Linked DNA regions of Homo sapiens: regions 1 and 2 are each linked to region 3. A link is an interaction called in ENCODE POLR2A ChIA-PET data of the cell type or tissue named here. Cell type or tissue: OCI-LY7. All regions are shown on one strand. Each heading gives the region's core, and the rest is flanking DNA. Links, peaks and the distances in the headings are about the cores only. Region 1 has its middle 27 kb from the start of CXCR5. Region 2 overlaps LOC124902766 (endogenous retrovirus group K member 7 Env polyprotein-like). Region 3 holds the start of HYOU1 (hypoxia up-regulated 1).

Evidence for each region. Peaks named below come from ENCODE experiments on the same cell type or tissue, not always from the same donor. Only the 100,000 strongest peaks of a DNase experiment are listed, where the experiment ranks them.
Region 1: POLR2A ChIA-PET joins it to region 3 with 5 read pairs; 3 of 35 experiments call an interaction of 5 or more read pairs at or near these places.
Region 2: POLR2A ChIA-PET joins it to region 3 with 5 read pairs; 3 of 35 experiments call an interaction of 5 or more read pairs at or near these places.

The regions. Positions count from the first base shown.
Region 1 is chr11:118,852,956-118,859,894 of GRCh38, forward strand. No RefSeq gene overlaps it. Among named protein-coding and RNA genes, the nearest start is that of CXCR5, 27 kb to the right of the region's middle. RefSeq lists an enhancer at 3,470-3,559. In OCI-LY7, for the core only: no CTCF peak of the experiment used is centred there; DNase peaks (open chromatin) are centred at 3,566 and 4,736; H3K27ac peaks cover 1,234 bases.
Region 2 is chr11:118,713,277-118,720,215 of GRCh38, forward strand. It overlaps LOC124902766 (endogenous retrovirus group K member 7 Env polyprotein-like), which reads right to left. Exons shown (of 3, transcript XR_007062912.1): 2 at 6,917-6,939. Among named protein-coding and RNA genes, the nearest start is that of TREH, 37 kb to the left of the region's middle. RefSeq lists enhancers at 2,320-3,125, 3,126-3,933, 3,934-4,739, 5,548-6,353, 6,392-6,939. In OCI-LY7, for the core only: no CTCF peak of the experiment used is centred there; a DNase peak (open chromatin) is centred at 2,805.
Region 3 is chr11:119,055,088-119,061,920 of GRCh38, forward strand. It overlaps HYOU1 (hypoxia up-regulated 1), which reads right to left and starts at 2,118. Exons shown (of 26, transcript NM_006389.5): 1 at 1,933-2,118; 2 at 983-1,080; 3 at 663-756; 4 at 406-484; 5 at 98-252. The coding sequence starts at 1,073. RefSeq lists enhancers at 1,216-1,716, 1,717-2,216, 2,576-2,625 and silencers at 1,696-1,975, 2,066-2,345. In OCI-LY7, for the core only: CTCF peaks have their summits at 1,010 (motif pointing left), 1,211, 1,950 and 2,607; DNase peaks (open chromatin) are centred at 984, 1,434 and 2,224; H3K4me3 peaks cover 2,921 bases; H3K27ac peaks cover 1,856 bases.

The sequences.
Region 1 (6,939 bases), core at 838-5,837, 200 kb before region 3:
TTTTATTTATTTATTTATTTTATTTATTTATTTATTTATTTATTTATTTATTTTTATACGGAGTCTCGCTCTGTCACCCAGGCCGGAGTGCAGTGGCGCGATCTCGGCTCACTGCAAGCTCCGCCTCCCAGGTTCACGCCATTCTCCTGCCTCAGCCTCCCAAGTAGCTGGGACTACAGGCGCTCGCCACCACAGGCTAATTTTTTGTATTTTTAGTAAAGACGAGGTTTCACCATGTTAGCCAGGATGGTCTCGATCTCCTGACCTCGTGATCAACCCGCCTCGGCCTCCCAAAGTGCCGGGATTACAGGCGTGAGCCACCGCGCCGGCCTCCTCCCCTTTCGAGACCATATAGGGTAACTTCCTGATGTTGCCATGGCATTTGTAACTGTCATGGCGCTGGTGGGTGTGTCTTTTAGCATGCTAATGCTTTATAATTAGCGTATAATGAGCAGTGAGGACAACCAGAGGTCACTCTTGTCACTATCTTGGTTTTGGTGGGTTTTGGCTGGCTTCTTCACTGCAACGTGTGTTTTTTGTTTGTTTGTTTGTTTGTTTGTTTTTGAGACAGAGTCTCTCCCTGTCGCCCAGGCTGGAGTGTTCACAGCAACCTCCGCCTCCCGGGTTCAAGCCATTCTCCTGGGTTCAAGTGATTCTCCTGCCTCAGCCTCCCGAGTAGCAAAAGGCGCACGCCACCATGCCCAGCTAATTTTTGGTATCTTTAGTAGCGATTTCACCATGTTGGCCAGGTCGAACTCCTGACCTCGTGATCCGCCCGCCTCGGCTTCCCAAAGTCCTGGGATTACAGGCGTGAGCCACCGCGCCCAGCCACCTGCAACATGTTTTATCAGCAAGGCCTTTATGACCCGTATCTTGTGCTGACCTCCTGTCTATTCCTGTGACTAGAATGCCTAGCCTCCTAGGAACGTAGTTCAGTAGGTCTGAGTCTCATTTTACCCAGCCCCTATTCAAGATGGAGTCGCTCTGGTTCAAACCCCTCTGACAGTCTGGGAAAATTACTCACTCCATTAATGACCTGAAAAAATTCCAGAGGATGATGGAGGCAGAGAATAGGCTCTGGAGTCAGGTGTAGGTACAAATCCCTTCTCTGTCACTTGCCAAATGCATGCCCACTGCACAAGTTACTTAAACTCTATGAACCTCAGTTTGCTCATTTCATTTATATAATGAAAGTAATATTGGGTATTATGAAGGCTGAGTGAGATAATTCATATCAAGTGCTTATCATAGTATCTGGCACATAATAATCATTTATTAAATATTAATTGTATAAATTGTATTTTGTCTCAATTTTTTTTTTTTTTTTTAGATAGAGTCTCTCTATGTTGCCAGGCTGGAGTGCAATGGCATGATCTTGGCTCATTGCAACCTCCGCCTCCTGGGTTCAAGCCATTCTCCTGCCTCAGCCGCCCGAGTAGCTGGGACTACAGGTGTGCGCCACCACACCCAGCTAATTTTTCTATTTTTGGTAGAGATGGGGTTTCACCATGTAGGCCAGGATGATCTTGATCTCTTGACCTCATGATCCACCCCTGACTCGGCCTCCCAAAGTGCTGGGATTACAGGTGTGTGCCACCTCACCCGGCCAATTTTTTTTTTTTTTTTAAGACTGAGTCTCACTCTGTTGCCCAGGCTGGAGTGCAATGGCGTGACCTTGGCTCACTGCAACCTCTGCCTCCAAGGTTCAAGCAATTCTCCTGCCTCAGCCTCCCAGGTAGCTGGGATTACAGGCACGCACCACCATGCCTGGCTGATTTTTTTTTTGGTATTTTTAGTAGAGACGGGGTTTCGCCATGTTGGCCAGGCTGGTCTCAAACTCCTGACCTCAGGTGATCCAGCCACCTCAGCCTCCCAAAGTGCTGGGATTACAGGCGTGAGCCACCATTCCTGGCCTGTATCAAAAATTTTAAAGGGAAACCTGATCCGAAGAGGCACCTTTCTGCCTACAACACAGGCCCTTTCATCAGCTGACCACAGGAGGGGTGCTCCATGGAGCCCCAGGGCCACAGGCATCTCCATTTCAGAAGAGGAGTTCTGCCCTACAGGTACATAACTAAAAGTCCCTTCCAGAGGGTTTTCCTAGAATGAAAATGGATTAACTTCAGCTTTGAAATGACAAATTTCATTTCCTCTCCATTCCTATAAAAGCTTCAAAGATTTCAGGGTCAATTTTCTGTTGGGGCTCAAGCTCCAAGGGTCTGTGTGTGTGCATCCCCTGGATTCCCCAAGAAGAAGAACCCGGCCCAAGACCTCCATGCAGCCAAGCCTGTCTCTACCAAAAGCCAAAGCTTGGGCGAGAATACAGATGGAGGCTCATAGACCATATACCTGATAGTTACAAGTTATAAAGAGACTATTAGACCAAATATGGTTTATCCTCCTGTGATATTCTGAAATATATATTTGGTCTTTATCACCATTTCCCAGCATACAACTCCTAAAATCCTGGGAATCTACAAAGTGCTGTGTTTTGTTTTTTGCTTTTTTGTTTTGCTTTTTCTTTTGTGAGACGGAGTCTCCCTCTGTTACCCAGGCTGGAGTGCAATGGCACAATCTCACTCAACGTCCACCTCCCGGATTCAGATGACTCTCCTGCCTCAGCCTCCCGAGTAACTGAGATTACAGGTGCCCGCCTGTCACCAACATGGTGAAATCCCGTCTCTACTAAAAATACAAAAATTAGCTGGGCGTGGTGGTGTGCCTGTAATCTCAGCTACTCGGGAAGCTGAGGCCGGAGAGTCCCTTGAACCTGGGAAGCGGAGGTTGCAGTGAGCCGAGATCACGCCACTGCACTCCAGTCTGGGTGACAAGAGCAAAACTCCATCTTGGAAAATAAAAAATAAAAAAAGAACTAGGAAGCCAGCTGGAATTTAGAATTCTTGGACTCCTCAGTTTCTCCTCGGAATGTGGAAGTGCAGAGAGGTCTGGCCTGTCACAGTCAAGTCCCGCTCTTCCATTCTGTAACCGCCCAAGGGGTTCACCTTGCCTGCTGCCAATTAATCAGAGCTCTTTTATGTATAAACATCACACACACACACAACACATATAAATACAGACAGACAGAAGATTCAGCACTTGTAAGATTTTTCATTTGCCAGTTTCTTAATTGGATTACTGAGAGTGATTTAATTTATACTTCAAAAAGATTACTCTTGGCCGGGCATGGTAGCTCATGACTGCAATCTCGGCACTTTGGGAGGCCGAGGAAGGAGCATCGCTTGAGACCAGGAGTTTGAGACTAGCCTGGCCAACATAGTGAGACCCTGTCTCAAAAAAAAAAAAAAAAAAAAAGATGACTCTGGCTGCTGTGAGCAGAAAGGATTGTGGGGTGCACAGTGGAAGCAGGGAGACTAGCTGGGAGGTAGGGGCAGCAGTCCCAGAGTGAGAGAATGATGGTCTGGACTAAGATCAGGGCTAAGATCAGGTCTGGACTAAGATCTCCCTGTGGCCAGGGAGAAAGTGCACGAATGGAGGCAGCATCTGCGGGACTTGCTGTTGGGTTCCATGTGGGCGAATATGAGGAAGAAAGAGATGTCAAGAATAACTGGCCTCTTCTCTCCAGTGATGACCACATCCTGTCTGTCATAGCTGCCTTTGCCATATGTGGTCCCTATAACATATTTAAAATGTTGGTGTTCTCAAATTTGTTGATGTTTGCCTTTGTTATTTTTTTCATTATTTTTAAAATCTCAAGTCATTTCTCATTTCAAAACCTCCTATTATTTGGCCGGCTCAGTGGGTCATGCCTGTAATCCCAGCACTTTGGGAGGCGGAGGCGGGCAGATCACTTGAGGTCAGGAGTTCGAGACCAGCCTGGCCAACATGGTGAAACCCCGTCTCTACTAAAAATAAAAAAATTAGCCAGGTGTGGTGGTGCATGCCTATAATCCAAGATACTCGGGAAGCTGAGGCAGGAGAATAGCTTGAACCCGGGAGGCGGAGGTTGCAGTGAGCCGATGGTGCTACTGTACTGTATGGGTGACATACAGAGCAAGACTCTGTCTCAAAAATAAATAAATAAATAAACTCTCATATTATTTACCTATAATTTTTTCTTTTTTTAAATTAAAAATTAATTTTGGTATAAGAAATATTCTTCAAACTACTGGTAGCTATTCACTAGTGAGTTATTAGATCAATTTACTGGGCAGACACCAGAATTTTCTTTTTAATAATATAGGAATAGAATAGAATAGAATAGAATAGATCAGAGTCCATCTGACATAATAAGGATAAATATTGCTTTATAAACTTTTGTTTTAATTATTAATTTATATTCAGGCGAGATGTTCCACATATTTCTTACTGTGGGTCATAGTCCAAAAAGGTTTAAAAGCCTCTTTATAAAATGAAATAATAAAATCTGGTTATTTTAGTCCAAAACTGTAAGCAATTTTCCCAGTATTATTGAAAGACTAGTCTTCTCTTTCACCACTGATTTATGAGTCCTTCTTTAGCATGTATTACATTTTGGGGTTTTTTTGAGACAGAGTCTCACTTTATACCCCAGGCTGGAGTGCAGTGGCACAATCTTAGCTCACTGCAGCCTCAACCTCCCAGGCTTAAGCTGGGACTACAGGCACGTGCCACCATGCCTGGCTAATTTTTGTATTTTTTGTACAGATGGGGTTTCGCGACGTTGCCCAGGCTGGCCTGGGACTCCTGAGCTCACGTCATTCTCCCACCTGGGCCTCCTAAAGTGCTGGGATTACAGGTGTAAGCCACCATGCCCAGCCATGTGTATGAAATTCTAATACAACATACACTTTTTAAGCACTTCCTGTATGCCCTATATATGTTAGGCATGGGGAAAATGACACAATGGTGAGTACAAACATAGACTTTCTCTGCACTCCTGGAGCTTATGGAAATGCTGAGGTCTGTTTCTGGGTTATCTGTTCTGTTCCATTGGTCTTTCTACAGATTTTTGCCCAGTGGTGCAGTTGTTATCACTGTAATCGTCATTTGTTGAACAACTGTTATGGGCCAGGCATTCTGCTGAGTGTTTGACATATACTATTTCCTTTAATACTCATAAGGATGCTGTAAATGATATTCTTACTCCCATTTTACAGGAGGAAGAAACAGAGGCTACGAGATGTTAGGAAGGTTTCCCAAGATGGCAGCCTTAGTCTGCTCGGGCTGCCATACAAAATACTACAGACTGAGTGGCTTGTACAACAGAAATTTATCAATATCTTCTCACAGTTCTAGAGGCTGGAAGGTTCTGGCAGGGTTCAGCTTTGGGCAAGGGCTTTCTCCCTGGTTTGTAGATGGCCACCTTCTCGCTGTGTCTTCATGAAGTGCCCTTTCCTTTGTGCTGGGCAGGGGGTGGGGAAAGGAGACGGGGAGGAGAAGGGGAGGGCCTCAACATATGAATCTGAGGGGACACCATGCAGTCCATAGCAGTGACATGTTCAGGAAGTGGCAAAGTCAGATTCAAACCCAATTTTCTTCTTTTTTTTTTTTGAGACGGAGTCTTACTCTGTCGCCCTGGTTGGAGTGCAGTGGTGCAATCTTGGCTCACTGCCAGCTCTGCCTCCCAGGTTCACGCCATTCTCCTGCCTCAGCCTCCCGAGTAGCTGTGACTACAGGTGCCCACCACCACGCCGGGCTAATTTTTTTTTTTGTAATTTTTTTAGTAGAGGCGGGGTTTCACCATGTTAGCCAGGATGGTCTCGATCTCCTGACCTCGTGATCAGCCCACCACGGGCTCCCAAAGTGCTGGGATTACAGGCGTGAGCCACTGCACCTGGCCTAAACCCAGATTCTCTTTCTCCAGAACCTGAATTCCTCTTAACATCATTTCTTTTCTTTTTTTTTTTTTGAGTTGGAGTCTTTTTTTTTTTTTTTTTTTTTGAAACGGAGTCTCACTCTGTCGCCCGGCTGGAGTTCAGTGGCACAATCTCAGTTCACTGCAACCTCCATCTCCTGGGTTCAAGCGATTCTCCTGCCTTGGCCTCCTGAGTAGCTGGGATTACAGGCGTGCGCCACCACGCCTGGCTAATTTTTGTATTTTTAGTAGAGATGGGGTTTCACCATGTTGGTCAGGCTGGTCTCGAACTCCTGACCTCATGATCCGCCCGCCTCAGCCTCCCAAAGTGCTGGGATTACAGGTGTGAGCCACTGCGCCCAGCCATGAGATGGAGTCTTGCTCTGTTGTCCAGGCTGGAGTTCAGTGGTGCAATCGCAGCTCACTGGAACCCCCATCTCCTGGATTCAAGCAATTCTCCTGCCTCAGCCTCCCGAGTAGTTGGAATAACAGGTGTGCACCACCATGCCTGGCTTTTTTTTTTTTTTTTTTTTTTTTTTTGTATTTTTAGTAGAGACAGGGGTTTTATCATGTTGGCCAGGCTGGTCTCAGACTCCTGATTTCAGGTGATCTGCCCACCTCGGCCTCCCAAAGTGCTGGGATTATAGGTGTGAGCCACTACACACAGCTTAACATAATATCTAATAGGGGAAATCCTACCTTATTGTATTTATTTTCCAAAAGAAAAAAAACTCTATTCTTGTCTGTTTATTTTATAATTTTTTTTTTTAGAGTCAGGTTCTTGCTCTGTCACCCAGGCTGGAGTGCAGTGGCGCTATCATAGCTCACTGCAGCCTCAAACTCCTGGGCTCGAGCAATCCTCCTCATTCAGCCTCCTGAGAAGCTAGGACTATAGGCGTGCACCCATCAAGCCCGGCAAATTTTTAACAATTTTTTGTAGAAATGGAGTCTTGCTATGTTGCCTAGGCTGGTCTTGAACTCCTGGCCTCAAGGGATCCTCCTGTCTTGGCTTCCCAAAGTGCTGAGATTACAGATGTGAGCCACCATGCCCAGCCAATTTATTCTCTCAAATTAACTTCAAAAATCAATTTGACCTACACACACCCCACAATATGTACCAATATGTACCATCATGATATATCAAT
Region 2 (6,939 bases), core at 900-5,899, 340 kb before region 3:
TAATCCCAGCTACTCAGGAGGCTGAGGCAGGAGACTCACTTGAACCCGGGAGGTGGAGGTGCAGTGAGCCGAGATCGTGCCACTGCACTCCAGCCTGGGCAACAAGAGCAAGACTCTGTCTCAAAAAAAAAGGAATGACTGAACCTCCTGAGAATGAAGCCCAGTAGGTTTCATTTTACCCAGCCCCTATTCAAAATGGAGTCTAGGCCAGGCGTGCTGGCTCACACCTGTAATCCCAGCACTTTGGGAGGCTGAGGCAGGCGGATCACAAGGTAAGGAGTTTGAGACCAGCCTGGCCAATATGGTGAAACCCCGTCTCTACTAAGAAATACAAAAATTAGCCAGACATGGTGGTGCACACCTGTATTCCCAGCTACTCAGGAAGCTGAGGCAGGAGAATTGCTGGAACCCAGGAGGCAGAGGTTGCAGTGAGCCAAGATCACACCACTGGACTCCAGCCTGGGCAACAGAGTGAGACTCCATCTCAAGAACAAAAAAACAACAAAAAAACCTCAAATGGAATCTAAAGTTCAAACGCCTCTGACATCTTAGGAAGCCGAAGCAGGAGGATCACTTGAGCCCAGGAGTTTGAGAAAAGCCTGGACAACATAGTGAGACACTGTCTCTATAAAAAAAAATTTTTTAATTGGCCAACCATGGTGTTGCACACTGGTAATCCCAGCTACTCAGGAGGCTGAGGCGGGAGGACCACTTGAGCCCAGCAGGTTGAGGCTGCAGTGAGCTATGACTGCACCATTGCACTCTAGCCTGGGCGACAGAGCAAGACCTCATCTCTCTAAAAAAGAGAAAATAAATAAATAGTATTTGCTTTATTTACAACTGTTTATTTGTCATTTTGGGTTATTTTATTAAAAAATGGTACCTCAAATTGTATTAGTCTCAGGGCCTTGTGAACCCAAAAGTATCTGAGACAGGTCTCAATCGATTTTGAAAGTTTATTTTGCTGCTGGGCGTGGTGGCTCACGCCTGTAATCCCAGCACTTTGGGAGGCCGAGGTGGGCAGATTACAAGGTCAAGAGATTGAGACCATCCTGGCCAACATGGTGAAACCTCGTCTCTACTAAAAATACAAAAAATAAACTGGGCGTGGTGGTGCGTGCCTGTAGTCCCAGCTTCTCAGGAGGCTGAGGCAGGAGAATTGCTTGAACCCAGGAGGCAGAGGTTGCAGTGAGCTGAGATCACACCACTGCACTCCAGCCTGGTGACAGAGCAAGACTTCGTCTGAAAAAAAAAAAAAAGTTTATTTTGCAAAGGTTAAGCAGGGCCCATGGCACAGTCTCAGGAGGCCCTGATGACATGTGCCCAGGGTGGTCAGAATACAGCTGAAGTGGGCGGATCACCTGAGGTCAGGAGTCCAAGACCAGCCTGACCAACATGGAGAAACCCTGTCTCTACTAAAAATACAAAATTAGCCGGGCATGGTGACACATGCCTGTAATCCCAGCTACTCAGGAGGCTGAGGCAGAAGAATCGCTTGAACCCAGGAGGCAGAGGTTGTGGTGAGCCGAGATCACACCATTGCACTCCAGCCTGGGCAACAACAGCAAAACTCTGTCTCCAAAAAAAAAAAAAAAAAAAAAAAAAAAAACAGTTATCAGTAAAAAAGGAATGTCTGGGTTATGATAAGTGGATGTGGAGATCAAGGTTTTATCATGTAAATGAAGCCTCCATGTAGCAGGCTTCAGAGAGAATAGATTGTAAATGTTTCTTATCAGAGGTAAGGTTTGTGTTGATGTTGATGCTGGAGGGATAATGAGGCATGTCCAACCTCCTTTTCTATCATGGCCTGAACTAGTTTTTCAGGTTAACTTTGGAATGTCTTTGGCCAAGAGGAGGGGTCCATTCAGATGATTAGGGGGGCCTTAGAATTTTATTTTTTATTTACAGCCCCCAAACCCACATCTGCCCCTGCACACAGTGACTGCCCCCGTTACCCTGGGGAATGGCTGCAGATCCCTCTGTGCATATGGGGTGGGAGGGTGAGGGCGTGGGGAAGAGTCACAGGTTACCTGTGGCACATTGCAGGGTCCTTCCCAAAGGGGCCTGGCCTGTCTCAGGCCACAGGCCCTGGATCCCTGCACTAGCTTAGCTCTGAGGCCTGTGTAAAAGGTTGTGAAACCACACTGCAGTGACTTGATTTTCAGGGTTGCCCCATCTTTTGGCTTCCCTGGGCTGCTCTGGAAGAAGAATTGCCTTGGGCTGCACATAAAATACACTAACGATAGCTGATGAGCTAAAAAAAAAAAAAAAATCACAAAAAAATCTCATGATGTTTTAAGAAAGTTTGAGAATTTGCATTGGGCCGCATTCAAGGCTGTCTCGGGACACATGCACTCTGTGGGCTGTGGGTTGGACAAGCTTGATTTAGGTTTTGTTCCACCAGACTGGAGTGTTTCATCCTGCCTGTGTCTAGCAGCATGTTAGAAGGCTGCATTCTCTTAGCAGAGACCCTGTGATTGAGACAGAGCAGGATTCCTCCTTAGAGGCCTGTGGCTGCTCCCCCGACCACCCCAGCATGGAAATAAAACAAAAACCTTGAGTTCCTTCCTTCAAGGGAAATTCCAGGCACCTAGCTGACCTTGAGAAGTAAATGAGCAACTTGATAAGCCAGAAAGTGTGAAAGGAAGAATAAAATCTTGGGAGCCCAAATTCACTATGCCAAAAAGGAAAAGTTAAGTGTGGAAGCTGAGTCACGGGAGGGGGCGGGAACAAGTGCCTTTCCTTTTGTTTCTAAACTGATAGCTGCAGATGGAAGGCCACAGGTGGCCTCCTTCACCCTGACAATGTAAATTAACAGCTTATCTTTGCAGGCGGGGGATGAGGGTAGGTAAGGGACAAGAGGAGACTAGAAATCATCGTCCCCACCCACTCCAAGATAAATGCATATTTGACTGTTTCCTGTACTCTGTTTATTTTGTCTTATGTAAAGTGCCAATTTACCATGTGAGATGAATACAGAATTGACTGTTCCTTTTACCCCCCGCCCCCACCCCCTTTTTTTTTTTTCTTTTTTTGAGACGGAGTCTTGTTCTGTCACCCAGGCTGGAGTGCAGTGGTGTGATCTTGGCTCACTGCAACTTCTGCCTCCCGGGTTCAAGCGATTCTCCTGCCTCAGCCTCCCCAGTAGCTGGGATTACAGGCGTGCATCACCACGCCTGGCTAATTTTTGTATTTTTATTAGAGATGGGGTTTCGCCTTGTTGGCCAGGCTGGTCTCAAACTCCTGACCTCAGGTGATCCTCCCACCTCGGCCTCCCAAAGTGCTGGGATTACAGGCGTGAGCCACCGTGCCCGGCCTTCTACTCCCTTTTTTTCCTGTGCAACATGTGGATTCAGTGAGCTTAAACAAAGCCGCAAAACAAAGTGACCATATCCTCCCTCTTTTTTTTTTTTTTAATGTTCCCTTTCCCCTCCTGCCTGCTTTTTCCCCTTTACTTTTTATTTTTATTTTTTGAGATGGCGTCTCTCTCTGTCACCCAGGCTGGAGTGCAATAGCGTGATCTTGGCTCACTGCAACCTCCGCCTCCCAGGTTCAAGCGATTCTCCTGCCTCAGCTTCCTGAGTAGCTGGGATTACAGGTGCATGCCACCACACTCGGCTAATTTTTGTATTTTTAGTAGAGACAGGGTTTCACCATGTTGGTCAGGCTAGTCTCAAACTCCTGACTTTGTGATCCAGCTGCCTCGGCCTCCCAAAGTGCTGGGATTACAGGCCTGAGCCACTGTGCCCGGCCACTTTCATGCACGTCCGTGTAAAGAGACCACCAAACAGGCTTTGTGTGAGCAATAAAGCTTTTAATCACTTGGGTGCAGGCAGGCTGAGTCCAAAAAGAGAGTCAGTGAAGAGAGATAGGGGTGGGGCCATTTTATAAGATTTGGGTAGATAAAGGAAAATTACAGTCAAAGGGGGTTGTTCTCTGGCAGGCAGGAGTGGGGGTCACAAGGTGCTCAGTGGGGGAGCTTTTGAGCCAGGATGAGCCAGGAGAAGGAATTTCACAAGACAATGTCATCAGTTAAGGCAGGAACGGGCCATTTTCACTTCTTTTGTGGTGGATTGTCATCAGTTAAGGCAGCAACCAGCCATCTGGATGTGTACGTGCAGGTCACAGGGGATATGATGGCTTAGCTTGGGCCCAGAGGGCTGACATTCCTGTCTTCTTATATTAATAAGAAAAATAAAATGAAATAGTGGTAAAGTGTTGGGATGGCGAAAATTTTGGGGGATGGTATGGAGAGATAATGGGGGATGTTTCTCAGGGCTGCTTCGAGCGGGATTAGGGGTGGCGTGGGAACCTAGAGTGGGAGAGATTAAGCTGAAGGAAGATTTTGTGGTAAGGGGTGATATTGTGGGGTTGTTAGAAGAAACATTTGTCATTTAGAATTATTGGTGATGGCCTGGATACAGTTTTGTATGAATTGAAAAACTAAATGGAATAAGAGAAGGAGAAAAACAGGTATAAAAGGTCTAAGAATTGGGACGACTCAGGACATCTGATTAGAGAGTGCCTAAGGAGATTCAGCATAGTCCTGCCAGCAAAGATTATTTATTTACTTCAAGAGGTAAGAGTGGCAGTTTGGGGATAGCACCAGGAGATATCAGCTGTGATGGCTTAGAGAAACAGTGTAAACCGGCAGTGTAAACAAGAGCAGAGCATGTATGAGTAGTTGAGAACGGTGAATAGGAGTATGACTAGACAGAAGATAGTAGGGATGACAAGTTTTTTTGGGGGCACGGTGGAAGTTGGTCTGATGTCTGGAATGAGACTGGGGCCTAATAAAAAGGAGCATCTATACAGGAGCTCAAATGGGCTGTACCTTGTAGCATTCTGAGGACATGTCTGACTTCTGAGAAGGGAAAGTGGTAAAAGTATTGTCCAGTCCTTTTTAAGTTGGTGGCTGAGCTTGGTGAGGTGTGTTTTTAAAAGACCTTTAGTCCGTTCTACTTTTCCTGAAGACACAGGACAGTAAGGGATATAAAGGTTTCACTGAATACTAAGAGCCTGAAAACCTGCTTGGCTGATTTGACTAATAAAGGCTGGTCTGTTAACAGACTGTATAGAGGTGGGAAGACTAAACTGAGGAATTATGTCTGACAGAAGGGAAGAAATGACTGCGGTGGCCTTCTCAGACCCTGTAGGAAAGGTCTGTACCTATTCAGTGAAAGTGTCTACCTAGACTAAGAGGTATTTTAGTTATCTGACTCGGGGCATGTTGAGTAAAGCTAATTTGCCAGTCCTGGGTGGGGGCAAATCCTCGAGCTTGATGTGTAGGGAAGGGAGGGGGCCTGAATAATCCCTGAGGGATAGTAGAATAGCAGATGGAACACTGAGAAGTTATTTCCTTGAGGATAGATTTCCACGATGGAAAGGAAATGGGAGGTTCTAAGAGGCCGGCTAGTGGCTTGTACTATAGCATAACCTGCCTTTGCTGGTGTGTGGCGATTAGGCCTGGTGGAAACCACCATCAATAAATCAAGCGTGATCAGGGTGAGGAACAGGAAAGAAGGAAATATGGGGAAATTGGGTGAATGTCAGGTGGATCAGAGAGATACAGTCATGGGGGTCAGGTGTGGTATCAGGAATAATGTGGGAGGCCGGATTGAAGTCCGGGCCAGGAACAATGGTAATTGTGGGACTTAACAACGAGTGAGTACAGCTGAAGGAGCCAGGGAGCAGAAAGTATATGCGTCAGGTATGAGGAAGAAAATAGATTTTGGAAGTTATGAGAAATGTAGAGAGTAAGTTGAGCATAGTTTGTGATTTTGAGGGCCTCTAAAAGTATTAGGGCGGCAGCAGCCGCTGCACGGAGACATGAGGGCTAGGCTAAAACAGTAAGGTCAAGTTGTTTGCACAGAAAGGCTACAGGGTGCGGTCCTGGCTCTTGTGTAAGAATTCTGACCGCACTAACCATGCCTAGGAAGGAAAGGAGTTGTTGTTTTGTAAGGGATTGAGGTTTGGGAGATTAATCAGACATGATTAACAGGGAGAGCACGTGTGTTTTTATGAGAATTATGCCGAGATAGGTAACAGATGAGGATGAAATTTGGGCTTGACTGAAGTAATGGGGGCTGTCTGTGAAGCCTTGTGGCAGTACAGCCCAGGTAATTTGCTGAGCCTGATGGGTGTCAGAGTCAGTCCAAGTGAAGCGAAGAGAGGCTGGGATGACGGGTGCAAAGGAATAGTAAAGAAAGCACGTTTGAGATCCAGTACAGAGTAATGGATTGTGGAGAGAGGTATTGAGGATAGGAGAGTATATGGGTTTAGCACCATGGGGTGGATAGGCAAAACAATTTGGTTGATAAGGCATAGATCCTGAACTAACTTGTAAGGCTTGTCTGGTTTTAGGACAGGTAAAATGGGGGAATTGTAAGGAGAGTTTATAGGCTTTAGAAGGCCATGCTGTAGCAGGCGAGTGATAACAGGCTTTAATCCTTTCAAAGCATGCTGTGGGATGGGATATTGGCATTGAGCCGTGTGAGGGTGATTAGGTTTTAATGAGATGGTAAGGGGTGCATGATTGGTCACCAAGGAGGGAGTAGAGGTATCTTATACTTGTGGGTTAAGGTGGGGGAATACAAGAGGAGGACGCAAAGGAGGCTTTGGATTGGGAAGAAGGGCAGCAATAAGATGCAGCTGTAATCCAGGAATAGTCAGGGAAGCAGATCATTTAGTTAAAGTGTCTCAGCCTAATAAGGGAACTGGGCAGGTGGGGATAACTAAAAGGAGTGCTCAAAAGAGTATTGTCTAAATTGGCAGCAGGGTTGGGGAGTTTTAAGAGGTTTAGAAGTCTGGCTGTCAATACGCACAGCAGTTATGGAGGCAAGGGAAACAGGCCTTTGAAAAGTAGGTAATGTGGAGTGGGTAGCCTCCGTATTGACTAAGAAGGGGAAGGACTTACCCTCCACTGTGAGATTACTTAAA
Region 3 (6,833 bases), core at 1-5,000:
AAGGAAAGCCAGGCATTAAGGCAGGACAATCAGGAACACACACCAATGAGGAGCCCAGCAGCGTTGCCGAGACCACCTTCCCCAACAGAGCACTCACGAGCTGATCTGAAAGTGCACAGTCTGCCTCTGTGGGTCGAAAGTCAGCTCGTGCTCCGGGAAGCGGGCCTGGTAAAGAGCTACATGGGGGTTATCTGCCTGCTTCCCCAGGAGGTGCTGGAAGTAACGTAGCGTAGCCTTTGGATTCTTAATCGCCTGAGGGGTGAAGAAGGAGCAGACTAGTATTAGGCTCCCAAGTCCACCATTACCTACCTCTTACATCACAGAGACTGATAAGGAAACAGACTCTGGGGGCTGCCATCTCCTCTCCTCTGCCCACCACTCTGGGAAGAGGGACTGCTAGCTCACCATGCTTGCTGCACTGTCTCCAAAGAATCTTTCATTTTCTTTCAGGGTCACGATCACCGGTGTTTTCCTCCGAGATTCCCTGAGGAAAAGAGATTTTGGGCCCAGGTGCCTGCAGCAGAAGGACTCAGAAGCCTCGACACTCACACACATTTAACCACTCAGATGCCGAAGTCTGCTGTGGGCACTATGACTAACACATTCACACTTGGAGCCCAGACTCCCTCGTTCCCCACCCTTAACACGGGGGCCACCCTCACTTATTCAAGACAATTTCCATGGGCACTCCAGGTTTGACAATGGCCACCTTCATGGACTCACTGCCCAGGTCCACAGACATCACTGCCAGTGTATCTGAAGGGAAAAGAGGTTTGTCAGTTAGCTCTCCCTTCGCCCACCTTCCTGGGACTCCCTCTAATCAAAGCATACCACTTTCCATGGGTAAACGAAGATGGCAAAAGACAAAAAGGCCTGGACCTAACAACTCAAGAGACTTCTGGCCAACAGCCCCAAGCTCAATTCCCATCATGCATCCTTCAGTCATCATTTATCCATTTGCTCCCTCTACTGGGGTACATACCACTCAGTGCCAACAGGTCTGCCAAGAGCACAGCCACCAAGGCCCAACAGACTCGCCTCCTCGGCCTCTGCCTCCTAACTTTGTCTGCCATAGTGCCCCTGGGGGAGGCGAAGAAAGAAAACACTTAAAACTGGATACCCGGAGTGAAGGAGACAGAATCACATCCCAGAACGGAGAGGCTGTAAGATTCATATCTACTTCATTCTTACCCAGGGCAGATCAGCCTACTTCTCCCCTTCTCCCTCCTGATGGGTACAAACCATTCTCTAATCATCCCAGCAGCGCCCACACAAAGGCCCAAGTGAAAGAGCATGGGTCCTCGGCTTTGCCACATCCCTAAACAGAGAAGCTAACAGGACAAGAGAAAGGAGACCCGAGCCTTTTGTCCACCACACAGGCAGTGAGTGGCGCACCGCAGCACTGTGCCTGTTGTCAGACACCTGGGGTGCGGCCAGGGATCCCCGCCCAGGGCTCAACCACCTCCCCACACCTGGAGCTCCCCCGCTGACGGGGAAAGCCAGCTGGGCCTGGACGGGAAGAGAAAGGTAATGACGTTGGGGGTAGCTAGGATGAAGGAAAGGCCTATCTCCTCCTCGGCATCCCTGCGGGTTGTCCCGCCCCCTCCCCTTTCCCAGCTCACTCCCCGGCCCCGCTGTGCCCACAGACGCAGTGCCAGGGGCGGTAAGGTTCCCCGCCCGGCGGGTAGCCGTTACCCGGTGTTCACCTAAACCCCACCTGACGAAGGCGGCGGCTCCCACTCCCGGAAACGGATCCCGGCCCGCCCCAGCAAGTGGGGACAGACCGGGGGCCGAGCTGCGTGCCCCCCGGTGCGAGGCCGAGCGCCCGGCGTCCGCGCGGCCCTCCCTTGCGCTCCCGACCCGCCCCCGGAGCTCGCACGCTGTCTCCCCTAGGAGGGGTGGCCGGCCCGCACCTCCATCCACCCCCGCTACCTCTTGCCTCCGCTCCTGCGGCCCCAGCTCTGGGACAGACGCGGCACGAACGTACCCACGAGGCCGGCAGCGCCCCCCACCCGCGCCCTTCACAACTCCTCTCGGTTTGCAAACTGTTACATTAGCCACCAACCTCTCGGCGGCGTCTCGCGCACCAGCCGGCCCCGGACGCGGCGCGCGCTCATTGGAGCCTCGGCCGCCCGGCCCTGCGCTGCGCGCCCGGCCCCGCCCCCGCCGCCCCGGCGCGCGTACTCATTGGACCACGTCCCAGGCCCCGCCCCCTCCCTTTGCCAGCCTTGTAATGGGGCGGCGGAGGGGACCAGCCACCGGTTGGGCAGAAGCAGCCGGCGTCGGCCTGGGATTGGACCACGTCACGGGGCCAGCGCGCTCCACTCCTTCCTCCCCAGCGCCGGCCCCGGGGCGACCGCGGGACCTTTTCCGGCGCTGGATGCTTTGCTGCCGGGGTTCGGGAGTGACCTGCGCCTAGAGCAGGTCGGGCGCACTGCAGTCCCGCACTCGGGGCTCTTCTTCCGGTCACCTGTAGAGCCCGGCCGAGGAATGGAATAACAGGCGTCCTGTCCGCAGCCCCGCGGAGGGGGCGCTGGCCTGCCGGTTAGTATTGAGGTGCCCTAGGCTTTGGATAGACGTTGGAGAATGGCTGTCCCTCGGACTGAGTCCGTCGCAACCCCCTCTGTTTTACTGAGGAAACTGAAGCCACAGAAAAAGATGTTTGCTGATGGGTCAGAGATAACCGATGCATTCGTCGCAGAATCTGGCCAGGATTTCTTAGGTTAAGCCCCACTCATTTGTATAAGAAAGAATATTCCAAACTTAAGTACTACACACAAAAGACACTTTTATTTGTGAGGCTATAGTTGGTTGAGCTTGTGTGCACCTTCTCCTATTTCTGTTCTATTAAATCTTGTGAACATTTCTCTACTCTTTAGCTGTTTCTGTCATAGAATGACAGAAGCACCTCACTGCCTTCTCTTTTAACTTACAGCTCCATAGAAATGTGCGCAGTCGCCCGGGCGCGGTGGCTCACGCCTGTAATCCCAGCATTTTGGGAGGCCAAGGCGGGCGAATCACTGGAGGTCAGGAGTTCGAGACCAGCCTGGCCAACATGGTGAAACCCCGTCTCTACCAAAACTACAAAAATTAGCCAGGCGTGGTGGCGGGTGCCTGTAATCCCAGCTACTCACGAGGCTGAGGCAGGAGAATTGCTTGAATCCGGGAGGCAGAGGTTGCTGTGAGCCCAGACTGCGCCACTGCACTCCAGCCTGGGCGACAACAGCGAGACTCCTTCTCGAAAAAGAAATGTACGCAGTCCTTGGAGACTGCATTTTCCTTAAGTGTGGATGGAAATAAGTCATCTGTTTTCTCTCCTACTAAGTTGATGCCTGGCCACCCTTCACAGAAAGGCCCGCTTGAAGACCCTGGCTGTCAGGGCCAGGGTTGTGTCAAGCCTGAACTTGTTTAAGGAGCTCTTAGCTCTTCCTTTCTCTACATTTTTCGTGATGCTTAGGTGGAGAGTGGTCCGGTGTCTATGCTTAGAAGGAAAAATTATTGGCAGTCCCAGAGAGAGTCTATTCTTCCTTTTTTTTTTTTTTTTTTTTTTATTGATCATTCTTGGGTGTTTCTGGCAGAGGGGGATTTGGCAGGGTCATAGGACAATAGTGGAGGGAAGGTCAGCAGATAAACAAGTGAACAAAGGTCTCTGGCTTTCCTAGGCAGAGGACCCTGCGGCCTTCCGCAGTGTTTGTGTCCCTGGGTACTTGAGATTAGGGAGTGGTGATGACTCCTAACGAGCATGCTGCCTTCAAGCATCTGTTTAACAAAGCACATCTTGCACCGCCCTTAATCCATTTAACCCTGAGTGGACACAGCACATGTTTCAGAGAGCACAGGGTTGGGGGTAAGGTCATAGATCAACAGCATCCCAAGGCAGAAGAATTTTTCTTAGTACAGAACAAAATGAAGTCTCCCATGTCTACTTCTTTCCACACAGACACAGCAACAATCCGATCTCTATCTTTTCCCCACCTTTCCCCCTTTTCTATTCCACAAAACCACCATTGTCATCATGGCCCGTTCTCAATGAGCTGTTGGGTACACCTCCTAGACGGGGTGGTGGCCGGGCAGAGGGGCTCCTCACCTCCCAGAAGGGGCGGCCGGGCAGAGGCGCCCCCCACCTCCCGGACGGGGCGGCGGCCGGGCGGAGGCGCCCCCCCACCTCCCTCCCGGACGGGGCGGCTGGCCGTGCGGGGGCTGGCCCCCCACCTCCCTCCCGGACGGGGCGGCTGGCGGGGTGGCTACGGCGGGGCAGAGGCGCTCCCCACATCTCAGATGATGGGCGGCCGGGCAGAGACGCTCCTCACTTCTTAGACGGGATGGCGGCCGGGAAGAGGCGCTCCTCACTTCCCAGACTGGGCAGCCGGGCAGAGGGGCTCCTCACATCCCAGACGATGGGCAGCCAGGCAGAGACGCTCCTCACTTCCCAGACGGGGTGGCGGCCGGGCAGAGGCTGCAATCTCGGCACTTTGGGAGGCCAAGGCAGGCGGCTGGGAGGTGGAGGTTGTAGCTAGCCGAGATCACGCCACTGCACTCCAGCCTGGGCAACATTGAGCACTGAGTGAACGAGACTCCGTCTGCAATCCCGGCACCTCGGGAGGCCGAGGCTGGCGGATCACTCGCGGTTAGGAGCTGGAGACCAGCCCGGCCAACACAGCGAAACCCCGTCTCCACCAAAAAAACACAGGCGTGGCGGCGCGCGCCCGCAATCGCAGGCACTCGGCAGGCTGAGGCAGGAGAATCAGGCAGGGAGGTTGCAGTGAGCCGAGATGGCAGCAGTACAGTCTAGCTTCGGCTGGGCATCAGAGGGAGACCGTGGAAAGAGAGGGAGAGGGAGACCCTGGGGAAAGGGGGAGGGGGAGGGAGAGCTATTCTTCCTTTTAAGAGTAGTTATGTATTCAGGCAGTAGACAAATTGGTAGAAATAGAAATTCAGTTAAAATTTTAACAGAATTTAATTACACAAATAATACACAAATGTAATCTTTAAAAAATTCATTCTACACAAAGGCAAATTTCCTTGATGCCAACCCAAACCCCCACTCTCTCTTGTGGAGGCACCTGCTATTGTCAGTGTGGTGTATAAGTTTCCAGGTCTTTCCCTCTTTTACACATATAGATATCCTAGAAACATGTAGCTTTTATCTTTTCATAATATACATTTTTTATTTTTTGCAACCAACACCTTGTTTGCCTTTTATCTTTTTTAAAACCATAAAATGTTACACAATTACATTGTTTGCAATTTTTTTAAACTAATAATAAAGTGTGGAGCATTTTCCATGTAACTGTGGTTCATTTCCTCGTTTACTGCTGTAGAACATTCCATAGCATGGGGTTCGTTCTGCCATAATGATAGACATATACGCTGTCAGTTCAATTCCACAGGGAAAGATTTTGTTTCTCAGTAATAGACTCCACTTTTGGCCAACTATCCAGTAGAGTCTTTCCATCCATTTTTTATTTTTTTTTGCGACAGAGTCTGTGTCATCCAGGCTGGAGTGCAGTGGTGCAGTCTTGGCTCACTGCAACCTCCACCTCCCGGGCTCAAGCGATTCTCCTGGCTCAGCCTCCCAAGTAGCTGGGACTACAGGCACACACCACCATGCCTGGCTAATTTTTGTATTTTTAGTAGAGTCAGGGTTTCACCATGTTGGCCAGGCTGGTCTCGAACTCCTGACCTCAGGTGATCCGCCTGCCTCGGCCTCTCAAAGTGCTGGGATTACAGCGTGAGCCACCACGCCCAGCCTTTCCATCCATTTCAAACAGAGAGTATGCGTTTTAACATTTATTGGGCCACTCTGATATGCAAGCACTGGGCTAGGTGCTGCTAATCCAGAGATGGGCATGAGCTTGTCCTTACCCTCAAAGAAGTCATAATGTGTTGGGAAACTGGGAAACAAATATGTTCATCGTTTCATGCGCTTATTAAAAATCTATTTGGGGGGCCGGGCACAGTGGCTCACGCTTGTAATCCTAGCACTTTGGGAGGCCGAGGCAGGCAGATTGTCTGAGCTTAGGAGTTCAAGACCAGCCTGGGCAACATGGTGAAACCCCGTCTCTACTAAAATACAAAAAAATTAGCCCAATGTGGTGGTGCATGCCTGTAATCCCAGCTACTCAGGAGGCTGAGGCAGGAGAATTGCTTGAACCCAGGAGGCAGAGGCTGCAGTGAGCCGAGATTGTACCACTGTACTCCAGGCTGGGCGACAGAGTGAGACCCTGTCTCAAAAAAAAAAAAAAAAAGAAGAAGAAGAAGAAAGCTCTCGAAGCTCCTAAGAGAGCTCCAACCATGAATACCCCTGGTGGGAGCATGGTTCTGCCACAGCTACAGTTCTCAGCCTGGGTATCTGTCCCCCTGGGTAGTGAAGCAGGTGCAAGTGCTCTGAGGAGTCAGCTGTTTTGTTCTGGGACCAGAGGGTAGAATAGTATTTCACAAGAACAAGCTGAAGAACAATGGGAAATTTTTAATGTAAAACACCTGATTTAGATTGACCTAGGCAGGTGAACTCATTGGTTCTTCTCCAGAATAACTTGTTAACATTGGAGGACTATATCCCTTCCCCAACACTGCAGAAACCTAAGGGAAGAAAGTTGCCGTCTTGCAGAACATGTGCCAAACTGACAGAGGTGTAAAATAGACATATCGGTGAGGGTATATATGCACATAAACCATGCAAATTACATGATGGGCTGAGGGCAGTGTTGATCAGAGAGAATATCCTACACCAGAAGAATTTTTAAAAATTAGTTGTCGGCTGGGGGTGGCTCCCGCCTGTAATCCCTGCACTTTGGGAGGCTGAGGCAGGTGGATCATGAGGTCAGGAAATC